Linked DNA regions of Homo sapiens: region 2 is linked to region 1. A link is an interaction called in ENCODE POLR2A ChIA-PET data of the cell type or tissue named here. Cell type or tissue: IMR-90. All regions are shown on one strand.

Region 1 (2,500 bases):
TATAGTCTAGCCCTGTGCTGTCCAATAGCAGCCAGCAGTAGCCACACGTGGCTGTTGGACATTTGAAATGTGGTCCCTGGAATATGATGTGCTAGATTTTGAACACAGTGGATTTTGAAGACTGAGCACAAAAAAAAAAAAAAAGAATGCAAAATATCTCAATAATTTTCCCTATTGTTTACATGATGAAATATATTATTAACATTAATTTCACTTGGACTGTTTAAATTGCATTGTGGCTTACACTCTATTCATACTGGAGACTGTAGCTCTCAACTTTTTTTTTTAGACAGGGTCTCGCTCTGTCACCCAGGCTGGAGTGCAGTGGCACAATCTCTGCTCACCGCAACCTCTGCCTCTTGGGCCCAAGCAATTATCCCACGTCAGCCTCCCAAGTACCTGGGACTACAGGCTTGCACCACCACGCCCGGCTAATTTTTCCATTTTTTTGTAGAGATGGGGTTTTGCCATGTTGCCCAGGCTGGTCTTGAGCTCCTGGGCTCAAGTGATCTACCTGCCTCTGCCTCCCAAAGTGCTGGGATTACAGGCGTGAGCCACCAGCCTTTGGCCATCCACTTTTAACCACTCTTCACGGCCTCTCAAAACACAAACTGAGGGCCGGGCGCAGTGGCTCATGACTGTAACCCCAGCACTTTGGGAGGCCAAGGCGGGTAGATCACTTGAGGTCAGGAGTTCGAGACCAGCCCGACTGTCTCTACTAAAAATACAAAAAATTAGCTGGGCATGGTGGTGGGTGCCTGTAATCCCAGCTACTCGGGAGGCTGAGGCAGGAGAATTGCTTGAACCTGAAACGCAGAGGTTGCAGTGAGCTGAGATCGTGCCATTGCACTCCAGCCTGGGCGACAGAGTGAGACTCCAGCTCAAAAACAAAAGCAAAAACTGAGCACCTGCTATATACAGGCCAGGCACTGTACTAAGCGTTTAACACAGATTGATAGATGACGGTCCCAGCAACCCCACTGGAATGACCAGGTCTGGGAAACAGGAAACTACTTATCTCCCTGAGAAAAGCCTGGCTCCCTACTGGGCCTCTCTCAAGTTCCTATTCCTGCACTAAGGGCATCTGGCTAACATCAAAGACACGGTGACTCGGCACTGACACCTCTTTGGAACAGCCATGTTCAAGGCACTGGAAGCATGAACCAGACCTCAGACCTGGACTGGCCCTCCAGGAACCTCAGGCTGGAAGGGATCAGATACCATCAACCAGTGAAAACAGCCCAGGGGGCCCTCAACCAGGCTGAGGTAAGGGAAGGCTTCCCGGAGAAAGCAGCAAATTGAAAAAAGAAGTTCAGAGCAGTGCCCTGCTAAGCCACACTGCAGCCTGAGGCAAAGACAGAATCATCAGTACTGTTCCTCTCTTAATTTAAAATGTTAATGTTTTATATTTTGCTCATCATGGATTTTTGGCATTAATTTTTATTTTTTAAATGGCATTAAATATTATATACCTTGAATACTGACCTTTTTAAAATAAATAGTTATTGCTTTTACATTTTAGTTACCTTTTTTTTTTTTTTTTTGAGACAGGGAAGGTCTCGCTTTGTTGCCCAGGCTGGAGTGCAGTGGCATGATCATGGCTCACTGCAGCCTCAACCTCCTGGGCTCAAGTGATCCTCCCACCTCCCCCTCCCCAGTAGCGGGGACCACAGGATCTCATGACCAAACCCAGCTAATTACTGAGCTTTTTGGTACCCCCTCAAATTCTGCAACAGAGGCAAGTGCCTCACTTGCTCTACCCTAATCCAAGCCCTAGTTTGGAGGTTTAAGCCCCTCAGCTGCTATGACACATCACTGAGTCCTCATCCTCAGGAAGGCAGGGACCTGGCAGAAGGGAGTGTCATCCTGTTGCGACAGCACAGCCAAGAGCTGAGGGGTTTCCCTCCTCTCCACCCTAATGGCCCAATCAGACTTCAGCACCCCCACACCCCCATCCTGCCTCTCCTTCTCTCTCATGTCCCTCCAGCGTCTCTCCACTGTGCCAACTACAGTCCCACCCCCACTCAAAGCCTTTCCATGGTTCCCAGTGCCTTCGAGCACTCCTTGGTCTGTCATTCAACTTCATCCAGCTCTGACGTTTACAGACGAAGAAACAAACACCCACAGGGAGGAAGTGACTTGCTCAAGTTGTCAGTGACATACCCCAACCCCCAGCCAGGCTGGGCTGGCCCTGTCCATGACTTCCTCCATGTCACTTCTCACAGTAGGCACTGGCCTGGCAAACAGGGAGCCCCCAAAGTTGTCTGCTGACAATGAGTGAGTAAACCACATCCTCCCATCTTCAGGTGGCTCCAGGCCAGCTCCTCCAAAAAGTCTGCCCTGACTGCCCCCTCAAGCTCCTAGTCCTCTGAGGCTGAGCCCCATATCTCGGCACTGCTTCTGCTCTCTCTTTGGTTGCTTGTTTTGTGGGGGTCCACCTCCACCCAATCCCCCATGTATCCTGGAGTATCCTGAGAGTCCATACCCCTTCTTATCTCCT
Region 2 (2,500 bases), 380 kb after region 1:
ATTTTCTCTGGTGGGGTGTTTTAATTTCTTGCTTTTTATTTTTTGTGTATCTGTTATATGATTTTTGATTTGAGGTTACCACAAGGCTTGCAAATACTACCATAAAACCCAATTATTTTAAACTGATGACAACACTGATTGCATAAACAAACAAGCAAAAAGAAAACTAATAAAAACCTACACTTTTAACTTTGTCCCCCTATTTTTAACTTTTGGTTGTTACTATTTATATCATATTATACTGGATATGTCTTTAAAAGCTGTTGTAGTTAATATTTTTAATTTGTTCATCTTTTAGTCTTTCTACTTAAGAATAACTTATACATCACAATTACAGTGTTATAAAATTGTTTTTCTGTGTACTTACTATTACCAGTGAGTTTTGTACCTTTAGATAATTTCTTATTGCCCATTAATGTCCTTTTCTTTCTGATTAAAGAACTCCCTTTAGCATTTCTTATAGGACAGGTCTGGTGTTGATGAAATTCCCCAGCTTTTGTTTGTCTGGAAAAGCCTTTATTTTTCCTTAATGTTTGAAGGATATTTTCACCAGACATACCACTCTAGGGTAAAAGATTTCCCCTTTGGCACTTTAAACATGTCATGTCACTCTTTCCTGGTCTGTAAGGTTTCCACAGAAAAGTCTGCTGCTGGACATATTGGAGCTCCATTATGTGTTTTTGTTTCTTTTCTCTTGCTGCTTTTAGGATCTGTTCTTTATCCTTGACATTTGGGAGTTTCATTATTAAATGCCTTAAGGTAGTCTTCTTTGGGCTGAATCTGCTTGGTGTTCTATATGCTTCTTATACTTGAATACTGATAGCTTTCCCTAGGTTTGGGAAGTTCTCTGTTGTTATCCCCGTGAATAAACTTTCTACTCTGATCTCTCTCCCTGCCTCCTCTTTAAGGTCAATAACTCTTAGATTTGCCTTTTTGTTGTTGGTGGTGGTGTTGGTGTTGTTGAGACGGTGTCTCGCTCTGTCGCCCAGGCTGGAGTGCAGTGGCATGATCTCAGCTCACTACAACCTCTGCCTCCCAAGTTCAAGCAATTCTCCTGCCTCAGCCTCCTGAGTAGCTGGGGTTACAGGCATACACTATCATGCCTGGCTAACATTTATTTATTTACTTATTTAGTATTTTTAGTAGAGATGGGGTTTCACCATGTTAGCCAAGCTCGTCTTGAACTCCTGACCTCAAATAATCCACCCACCTCGGCCTCCCAAAATGCTGGGATTACAGGCATGAGCCACTGCCCTCGGCCAGATATGCCCTTTTGCAGCTACTTTCTAGATCTGGTAGGCGTGCTTCATTTTTATTCTTTTTTCTTCTGTCTTCTCTGTGCATTTCCAAAGAGTTTATCTTCAAGCTCACTAATTCTTTATTCTGCTTGATAAATTCTGCTGTTAAGAAATTATGATGCATTATTCAACTCCAGAATTTCTGCTTGATTTTTTGTAAGTATTTCAATCTCTTTGCTAAGCTTATCTGATAGAATTCTGAAGTCCTTCTCTGTGTTATCTCGAATTTCTTAGAGTTTCCTCAAAATAGCTATTTCGAATTATCTGTCTGAAAGGTCACATAGCTCTGTTTCTCCAGGACTGTTCCCTGGTACCTTAGTTTGGTTGATCATCATGCTTCCCAAGATGGTCTTTTTTTTTTTTTTTTTTTTTTTTTTTTTTTCTGAGACAAGGTCTCACTCTGTCACCTAGATTGGAGTGCAGTGATGTGATCTTGGCTCACTGCAACCTCTGCATCCTGGGCTTAAGTGATCCTCCCACCTCAGCCTCCTGAGTAGCTGGGACTACAAGCATGTGCCACCACGCCCAGCTAGTTTCTCTATTTTTAGTAGAAACGGGGTTTCGCCATGTTGCCAAGACTTGGCCTTGATGCTTGTGGATATTTGTCGGTGTCCAGGCATTGAAGAGTTTGGTATTTATTGTAGTCGTCATAGTCTGGGCTTGTTTGTACCCGTCCTTCTTGGGAAAGTTTTCCAGGCATTTGAAGAAACACCCATTTGTACCCATCCTTCTTGGGAAAGTTTGTCAGGTATCTGAAGAAACTTGGGTGTTGTAATCTAAGCCACATCTGCATTAGGGGGCACCCCAAGCCCAGTAATGCTATGTTTCTTGAAAACTTGTAGTGGTACTGCCTTAGTGGTCTTGGTTAAGATCCAGAAGAATTCTCTATATTACTAGGCAGAGATTCTTGTTCTCTTTCCTTACTTTCTCACAACACTTGGTCTCTTTGCTCAAGGGCCTAGGGCTCTACAATCAGCAGGTGATAAAGCAAGCTGGGCCTCTGTCCTTCCCTTTAGGGTGGCAATTTCCCCCATACCCCAGGCAGGTCCAGAGATGCCAGTAGCCAGGTACTGGAGTCAAAAACCTTTGAAATCTACTTGATGCTCTATTCTACTGCAGCTAAGCTGGCACTCAAACTATAAGACAAAAGTCCTTCCTATTCTTCCCTTCTCTTTCCACAAGCAGAAGAGCTTCTCCCCAAG

Evidence for each region. ChIA-PET counts read pairs that join two places held together with the same protein. Peaks named below come from ENCODE experiments on the same cell type or tissue, not always from the same donor. Only the 100,000 strongest peaks of a DNase experiment are listed, where the experiment ranks them.
Region 2: POLR2A ChIA-PET joins it to region 1 with 7 read pairs; 3 of 35 experiments call an interaction of 5 or more read pairs at or near these places.

What each region holds. Positions count from the first base shown.
Region 1 is chr11:72,734,713-72,737,212 of GRCh38, forward strand. All of the region lies in intron 1 of ARAP1 (ArfGAP with RhoGAP domain, ankyrin repeat and PH domain 1), which reads right to left. Among named protein-coding and RNA genes, the nearest start is that of ARAP1, 16 kb to the right of the region's middle. RefSeq lists enhancers at 1,978-2,157, 2,328-2,427. In IMR-90, no CTCF peak of the experiment used is centred here; DNase peaks (open chromatin) are centred at 1,079, 1,859 and 2,099; H3K27ac peaks cover 1,071 bases.
Region 2 is chr11:73,111,705-73,114,204 of GRCh38, forward strand. All of the region lies in intron 2 of FCHSD2 (FCH and double SH3 domains 2), which reads right to left. Among named protein-coding and RNA genes, the nearest start is that of FCHSD2, 29 kb to the right of the region's middle. In IMR-90, no CTCF peak of the experiment used is centred here; no DNase peak of the experiment used is centred here.